Linked DNA regions of Homo sapiens: region 1 is linked to region 2. The links are chromatin contacts, found by Hi-C in ENCODE. All regions are on one chromosome and are shown on one strand. Each heading gives the region's core, a stretch centred on a gene start or an enhancer-like site at or near the end of the contact. The rest is flanking DNA. Distances are from core to core; before and after follow the strand shown. Region 1 overlaps SEMA4D (semaphorin 4D). Region 2 has its middle 180 kb from the start of LINC03062.

The links. A loop is a pair of places that touch in the nucleus more often than their neighbours do. Pooled maps may share reads with other maps.
Region 1: a loop to region 2 is called in a pooled map, with 4 times the contacts of the local background. The contact joins two enhancer-like sites. A Hi-C loop is called at or near these places in 1 of 168 maps with a recorded cell type or tissue (breast epithelium), 1 of 37 single-sample maps with no recorded cell type and 2 of 50 pooled maps.

What each region holds. Positions count from the first base shown.
Region 1 is chr9:89,463,446-89,467,332 of GRCh38, reverse strand. All of the region lies in intron 1 of SEMA4D (semaphorin 4D), which reads left to right. Among named protein-coding and RNA genes, the nearest start is that of SEMA4D, 33 kb to the left of the region's middle. RefSeq lists enhancers at 296-991, 992-1,688, 2,877-2,936 and a silencer at 3,447-3,516. Within about 2 kb of position 2,637, at least 8 of the 41 ENCODE cell types and tissues checked have a DNase peak (open chromatin) inside an H3K27ac peak, as active enhancers do.
Region 2 is chr9:89,812,892-89,817,704 of GRCh38, reverse strand. No RefSeq gene overlaps it. Among named protein-coding and RNA genes, the nearest start is that of LINC03062, 180 kb to the right of the region's middle. RefSeq lists enhancers at 1,494-1,593, 1,644-1,753. Within about 2 kb of position 3,135, at least 3 of the 41 ENCODE cell types and tissues checked have a DNase peak (open chromatin) inside an H3K27ac peak, as active enhancers do.

The DNA.
Region 1 (3,887 bases), core at 1,388-3,887, 350 kb after region 2:
GCTGTGGTATAGGGACCTCGGAGGGAGCATCAGATGTGTGTGTTTTCACAAGGTCATCCAGGTTCTACGGTGTAAGGAGCCGGGAAGCTGGGGATGTGAGGACGTGAGGAGAAAGGGTGGGCACGTGCTCATACAAGTGCAAGGGCCGTGTACCCATGTCCTTGTGTGGCCACCAGGAAGGAGGCAGGCATGATACACGAGCTGGGACAGGAGTGCCCACATCTAGTCATGGAAACTTTTCAGCCTGAACAACAAGGGGGACAACCCCCGTTAACTTCACACATGGGGCTGTGAATGCTGCAGATGAATAATTCAGTTTCTTTCTGGGAGGTTGGTGACATTTTCGTTTCTGCTCTGGTTGCTTGTAAAAGAGTAACAGGGCCCTTTTTGGGCCTTGCATTCTGGAGCTGGTGGCTCAGAAACTTCTAGTTATAGAGTAACAAGACCACTGTGGGGAGGGAGCAGCATCCTTGAAGGAGGCTCCGATAATGACATCAGGCTCGTATTGGTCATCGTCATGTGCACTCCGAGGTGAATGCTTGTGACCTGGTAGCCGCCTCCCTGCTGCACACAAGGACAACTCACTGGAAACACAGTCCATGTAGGCTGCAGACCATGTTTCCATGTGCTGGGTTTGGGTAATAATTACTGTGTACTAATTGCAGTGGAAAAGTGGAGTTGGCTGTGCCTTGAGAGTGTGCACATGCAGGTGAGTGATGCTTCTGGAGCATGACCTTGTGCACACGGGGGCTGTGTGCTCCCTCGATGATGCACTGCGTATGGTCTAGACAGAAAGGTCACTCACAGAGGTCATGGGCAGCCCTCGGTACATATGGAGAGCAGTCAAGCATGTGTTCACCTGGCCTGTGAGTGTTAGCGTGTCCCAGGTGTTGTAGGTGTGGATGCCTGGGGAAAGCCGGAAGGGAAAGGCCCCAGGCAGCCCTCTGTCTAAGGTTGTGGATTCTTAGAGGTGTTCGAGGAGCCCAGAAAGAATTCCAGATTGGCAGAAAGAAAAGGCGTTTCTGAAAATGAGTCTGCATCACTACGTGGGAACTCAGAGCGGAGTGATCACCCTATTTTTTGTACAAGTCAGGGGAAATTATGTTTGTGTGTGTCATTGAGCATTTCGTGTGCCTGATCCCTTGGTGTGTGCCCCAGGAGCTGCGGCACTGTGCTACGGAAGCCCCTAGCCAGGCCAGGGCTGCAAACTGCCTGGCGTGCACCCTGTGTGGTCCTGCCCCTTCATGGTGCCTTGGACACCTCGGCTTCTCACTGTGTCACATGGTGGACCATCTCCTCAAGCCCCAGTGCTCCAGTGAGCCCACCTTCCCCCCTGCCTCCAAGAAATGCAGGAGTCACTCCTGACACCATCTCTAGACACACCTTATTCTGCAGCATCACCTTCCCATCGGCTAAAGCTGGTTTCCTCCTAAACCTGTGGACTCCATCTTCTCCTCATTCCACCTTGGACTTGGGCATAGGCAGCCTTTGAATGGAGCACTGGGGCCACCCAGGGCTCACCTGTCTTTGTACAGCTCTGTAAGTCATAGATATCCGAAGGCAATGCAAATAATCCTTGTCCCTAGACGTGCAAATGGGTTCAGCCTCCTGGAGAGACAATTGACTCCCCATGGAAAAGGCTGGTATTGTGTCCGTTGGAAATTCATGTCAATATTCTTTTACTCTGTATTATTTTTTTCTTGAGGTGAAATTCACATAACATAAAGTTAATCATATTAAAGTGAATAGTTCCATGGCAGTTAGTACATTTGCAATGTTGTGCAACCTCTAGCTCCAAGACATTTCCAGCACCCCAAAAGGAAGCCCCCTAATTATCAATCCATCATGGCCCAATCCATCCCCATTCCCCCAGCCAACTCCATGTCTTTTTGTGATTCTTTGACTTCCCCTCTGAAGGGATTGTGACACCTCCTTGGTTCTCTTGTGAGTGATGATTTAATAATGTTTTTAATGCATGGTCATTTTTTTTAAGTGACCCGTTAGCAGCCATCACCCCTGGGCTGAGTGGCCAGCAATCTCACCGGATGGATGGTGCTGGTTTCCTGGGGACTTAGGCCCCTCTTGTCTGTTCTCCGCGGGATGCACCGGACTAAGGGCTCTTTTTAAAGTGAGAATCTGGTCATGGAGGGCAAGGAGGAACATTCTGTGGGCGGATCTTCCCAGTCTTGTCTGTGGGTCTGAGCCAGCGTGAGAGGCTCTTGGGTGATATGTGGAAATGTGCCCCCTTCCTGGGCTGGTCCTCTTTGCCCCTGACAGGTTGGTCAGTGAGTATTGGTTAATTATTGTGTGCTCAGTGCTTTGTAAAGCATGCGAGATGTTTATAGCTATAGAGAGGACATGGTGTCAAAAACAGAGATGCATCCAAATAAAGCAAGCAAGCTAATATAATTTAGAGCCAGCATATGCTTGCATTAGAGATGTCACTGTGGGCTGAGCAGAGAGCAGGACCCTCGCCCTGGGGGTGCTCTCCGCACCCTCCCCCCACACCCCGTGGTAACTCAGGCTTATCCAGCCCTCTCCAGGAGGCGGGGGACCCCTGCAACCCTGCCCATTTCCTAATGGACCCAAAGAATGAGGATGTGGTTTTTGTCTAGCACTCACCTCTCTGATGGTTGACCTCTGTGACTGCCTGAGTTGCTGTCAGTTTCCCCTGGGGGTGCTTCACTCTGGGGAGACCAGTGGGTTTTGAACCCTGTCCTCAGTGTCCCTGTCCTCTTCTTTGTTCCCATGATCTTGCAGGGAGAGGACCTGTTGCTGCCCTTCCTAGCTGGGGTGTTGCACCCCACATCTGAGGGGTCTCTCCTTATTGATGAACTCCTGTCTTTTCCTGTCCAGATCCTGGGCATTGGGGAGGTGGCCAGAGGCAGCCTGGCTGCGCCCTGCTGCTGGACTTGTAATGTGTTGCCCCCCACCCCCAACTGTGGCTGCCTTGCCCCTGAGGTCCTCAGCCCCACCCCAGCTGTTTATAATCATCCGAAACCCAGGTCGGAAGGCAGGATTTCCAGCCATTCCTTTTTTCTCACAGGTAGCATCTTGGTGAAATAATTCAATTTACAATTAAGTATTTTTGTTTTACATCTTCAACATGATTAGAACAAAGTGTCCTTGGTCCCTGAGAGCGTAGTGCATCTGAGAGAAGAGAGGAAGAAACAGGCTCACAGTGCGGTTTTGTGGCAGTTTTCTTGGGGGTGGGGGAAGGTGAGTCACACTCTCCATTTTTGACTGGTGTTCTGATTCTGAAATTTAAGAAAAGCACATAGAACCCCAAAAGCACGTGTCTAAGGTGGAAAGTGGAGAAAGTGCCCCCATGACTGCAAGGGTTGAAGTTAAGCCTTTGGCTCTAGTTGGCACGATTTGGTTCTTTTTTTTTTTTTGTCTGAGACGGAGTCTTGCTCTGTCACCCAGGCTGGAGTGCAGTGGTGCAATCTCGGCTCACCGCAACCTCCACCTCCTGGGTTCAAGCAAGCCTCCTGCCTCAGCCTCCCAAGTAGCTGGGATTACAGGTGCCCGCCGCCACACCCTGCTAATTTTTATATTTTTAGTAGAGATGGGGTTTCACCATGTTGGCCAGGCTGATCTTGAACTCCTGACCTCGTGATATGCCCGCCTCAGCCTCCCAAAGTGCTGGGATTACAGGCGTGAGCCACCATGCCCGGCCCACCATTTGGTTCTTTAAACACAACATAGAGACCTTGTGTTGTGAATACACTTTGGAGACTGGTTGACGCTAATTAGTTTTGTACCTCCCCACCTCTGCTGCGAAAATGAAAAAGCAGCAGCGAAAAAGGGCTGGTCATGACCTGGATGAGAAAGAGCAAGTCTGGGACTTGATCATGAAAAGCCCCCAAGTAGCCCTGCTGAACAGA
Region 2 (4,813 bases), core at 1,886-4,385:
TTATCTCTAAAGCCAGTTCCTCCTCCTTCCTTCTGTTTCCACATTAAGCTCTGGCCTTGATTTCTTTGGAAGGTATTCCCAGATCACCCTCCCTCTGCATTCCCAAGCATCATCAAGGCCACCCCTGCCAGACTGCATGCTTTTAAAGCCTTGCTCTGATAAGCCCCCAATGCTCCTGGCAGACCCCACCTCCTGTGTGCCTGCCATGTCGCTTTCAGGGACCTCTGCTGTGTGCCACCATCAAGTCGAGCATTACGTACGCACAAACCCAGTGTCCACTCTGAATGGCGTCTCCCCAGACTCCCCTCCCGGGCACCCTGTCCAGAAAGCCTGGCATCCTGATTGCTGCCACCTCTGCCCACAGCACGTTTTGGCCCACGTGACTGCTTGCTGATGATGATCCTCCTGTCTGCTCTGTTTTTCCTCCTCCCTGCTCCCCTTATTTAAGCTTCCTAGCCTGCAGGGCCCAGCTTGGATTTCAGCCTAGGCATCTTCCCATTCCTGGAAGCCTAACACAGTTTCACCCAAGCTCAGAATTTGGTAGTAGGGGCCTTTAAATGCCATTCTTTTGACATAAGGTTGTGCTTACATTTCATGATGGACAAGGAAGGGAGATATTTTTATTACCCTGTTTTACAGGAGAGGAAACTGAGGGTCAGAGTGGTTCAGTGACTTGCTCAAGGGGCACCTCAGAAGCTGTGGATTAAGTATTCCAACCCCGATCTCTGAGCTTGTATGCTCATAACTTTTCATCAACCTAGTGTTTGTGCCTACAGTTCCCTGGGGGTCGTAGTAGAAGAAAGAAGCTGGAAGGGAGGCAGGCCACCCTTTGCGCCACGCTCCCAACCTTGCCTGTCTGTTTAATGTTGGCCTTTCATGATGTTGTTTGAACAGAGACAAGCTTAAAAGCTATGGCTGTGGGCCCTGCTACTGAATGATGTGGGGGTCGGGACCACATCTCTCTCCTAATCTCAAAGTGCAAAGCACTGCCCAGAGCACAAAGTGGGTACCACGTACCTGCTCATAGGGTTGTCATTTAAGCTGAAAATTGGGCAGAGAAAGGATGACATTCTCAGGAACTCACACCTAAAAACCTCGTCAGTGATATGTAGTGGTTTTCAACATGCCCCGAACTCCCTGGCTCTCACTCATGAGAGGTGCAGTCTATCTCCCTGCTGCTCCTTGCATCTGGGCTCCATGACTTGTCTACAAATAGAACATGGTGAGGGCGGGGCACCATGCCAATTTCTGAGCAGGTCCAGACTTTAGGAAAGAACAGCTTCCACATCCTGTCTCCTAGATGTGCTCTTGGAGCCCAGTTTCATGCTGAGGGGAAGCCACAGCTCCCACCAATCCCACCACAGAGAGCAGCAGCTTGCTCGCACCATCCTGGAAGTGGATCTGCCCATCCCGTCTAGTGGACACAGCAGGCAAGGGGCTAGCAGGGAGAGCTGTTCAGGCTGAGTCCTGCCCAAGCTGCAGATTCCTGGGCAAAATAACTGATTAATATTGTTTTAAGCCACTAAAGTTTGGGGTGGTTTGTCACATGGCCATAGATCATCAGAGCAGATGTCACTGGCAACAGAACAGAGAAGTGAGAGGAAAGAAAGGCCGGGGAATTTCCAGCTGTGTCGCTCAGCTCGGCTGCCAGACTCATCACCAGGGACTGGGTGGCTTCGACGGCAGGCAGTCACTTCTCACAGTGCAGGAGGCCGGGGGGCCAGGGTGGGTACCAGCAGATCTGGTGTGTGGTGGGGAGTGGCTTCCTAGCTTGGAGACGGCCATCTCCTCCCAATGCCCCTCTGTACCTGTCTATGACCAAATCTCCCCTTCTTACAGGCAGTCCAGCCAGATTGGCTTACAGCCCACTCTAACAGTCTTGTTTTAACTCAGTTACCTCTGCTAAGACCCTATGTCCAAATAGGGTCACATCCTGAGGTGCTGGAGGTTAGGACTTCAGCAGATCCTTTCTGAGAGGGCACTGTTCGGCCTGTACCACTGGGATGGATGAGGAGTGAGAGCAGCTTTTAGCACTCTCATATGAACGCATAAATAGAGCGCCTCCTAATGTGGCAGGTGCCCCTCTAGGGAGGAGATTTACGAGCTCAGCTTGGCTTGTTTTCTAGAGCCACCTCTCTGAGGGCAGAACCTGCAGCTCACACAGGCCTGGGATCTCCATGGACACGAAGGTGCCCAAGACTGTGACCTCCCTGAGAAGAAACAGGCCCTGCCACTTACCCTGTTGGCATTCTGACATCACAAGACAGCTGACCATTTTATTGAGCACTTAATACACAGTACCTGCTGCAGTGGCTTTACATAGATGCCTGTGTAATCCTTGCAGCAACACTGGACAGAGGGATGAGATTTGATGCCCGTTCTGCCAGCAGGGAGACAGGCACAGTAGGATCCTCTGGCTAATGAGGGACAGGGCCAGGCTGCAAGCCCAGAGGCAGTACAGCTTAGAGACCCTGCCCTTAGCAGCCACACGGTGCTGCCCATGGGGCCTGAGAATGTGCATTTCTAACAATGCTGATATTCCTGATCCAGGGACCCCAGTTAGAACCAGTTGTAACCCCCCATTAAAGTCTCCTTTCTCCATTCTCTCACGTTCAGGACGTTGTTCTTAAATGTCACAACAAGGAAAGCAGGGAAAGCGGACTTTAGGTAAGTCAGCCTCTCTCCAACGCAGTGCTCCCAGGCCATGTCTCCTGGTGGCCGGATGGATGGCTTCCGTGGACACAGGAGCACTCATAGTGAATAATGGCCCCGGCAGAGCAGCGGCTTCCTGAGACTGATGATCTCATCAGCCCAGACATGAAGGGCTGCCCCAGCTTTCCAGGAACTGCTCTTTTCTGCTCACATAAAAATAGCCATTTCTCATAAACTATTTAGTGGGGCTCGGATCACATCAGGAACCATTAGTGAAATGGGAGCTTTGTTGTTGGTTAGAGGAAGTAGATGGAAGGGAAGAATCAAAGCCAAAGTCACATTTCCCTCATTATATTTCAGGGAAAGGAGACATATTAGCTCTTGATCAGCCAGTGTGAACTAAGAGCCCAGCTGGGAGCAGAGAGGATGAGCTGAGTGCAGGGCTGTCTTCTGCCCCTAGCTGGCTGGCACCAGGCTGCAGGCGGGGACTGGAGTGCACAGTACTCCATTCCCCATCACCCCATCAGGCTGAGACCAGCCTGTTCTCTGCCTTCCCTCTGAAATTCTACATTGCAAGCAGGTGATTCTCTGCTCAGTTTAGTCTGGCTGTGGTATCGCCAGAACACCAGTGAGTTTCCCATTTCTACATCCTGTCCTACACGGTGTTCTAAAAGCACTCTGAAAAAAAAAAAAAAAAAAAAAAAAAAAAAGCCTGATCCTCAGCATCGGATTTGCAAGGGGAGCTCCCTAGAAGCTCTAGGACTTACAGCATTGTGTGCTTGCAAATTTGGAAGGTTTTTTAGAAATTAAATGTGGACACATAAATTGCATCAACAGGCTGTGTGTGTGTGCATGCACACACCTCTTACGTGGCTTCTTTTGAAAGGGTTTTCAAGCATTCTTTCCAAATGTTAATGCTGCTATGTCCACTACGCCCAGGCCCCAGCATTCAGGTTTAAAAAATGGATTTCCACTGTTTTATTTGCTTATTTAGACAGGCTTTTTTGTTTCACACTCACACTATGCATGAGCGCCTCTTAAATATAAAAATTTAGTCCACCTCAATCTTTCCCTTTTTTTTTTTCAGGCCCCCAGGAAACAATGTTGCTGAGATCATCCAGGACTCAAATCAGGTAAGGGGTAAAAGGACTCTCAACTCTCCATCTAAAATACATCTAAACTTCATTAGGTGATAATATTTGAGGCTTCTTCCAAGAACTTCAAGCTAATCTTAGGTGTCATCAGAGAATGTGGACATCTTTGCTGAGATGTGAAATGTATGCAAGCCCTTAAACCCACAGTGGTTCCTGCCACATGGTACCACGCTGTTCACTAAGTCTGCGGCAGCCTCCCCTGTAAAGCTGGTGCCTGCTATCAGGTGCTGTGGCAGTTCAAGGAGAGGACCAGCCCTTGTGCACCATCACATCCTGATGCATTAACGCAGGTGGTAGTTCTGCCTTTTGATCTCAAGTCCAAGCAGGAAGGAGGCGTGAGGGCCATGCCTCTCAATGGCGGAGAATACTGAGTGTATTCTTTAGGGTCCACCAGAGAAACAGAACCAGTGGGTGTGTAAACACAGGGAAAGAAGAGCTGGGTCACATGAGTAGGAAGGCTGACACTTCCCCAGATCTGCTGTTTTCAAGGTGGAAATCCCTTCAAACTTCCAGACTGAAGTCTGGCAAGCTTGAGACTCAAGAAATTGATGTTCAGTTTGAGTCCGAAGACAGGGGAAGATCCACGTCTCAGATCATGCAGTCAGGTGGATATTCCCTCTTACTCAGCCATTTTGCTCTCTTTAGGATCTCTGTGAGCTGGATGAGGTCTCGTCCTTGGGGAGGCCCCCTGCTTTACTAAGTCCACCAATTCAAATGCCAGTGTCATCCAGAAACACCCTACGCACATGCCCAGAATAATGTTTGGCTAAATATCTGGGTACCCTGTGGCCCAGCCAAGTTGAAACACGAAATTAACCATCATACAAGGTATGTGAGAGGTCACGGGATGCCCCCAGATGCAATGCCCTGGGCAGGGCTGGGGGGTTCACTGGGCGTCTGAGTGGCAGCAGGATCTACAGGTGGTATACACTCTGCTAAGGGAGCAGCTTCACCTGTCAAAGCTCCTGGCCCCAGGCAGTTCCCAGGAGCTGCAGCCATACCGCCAT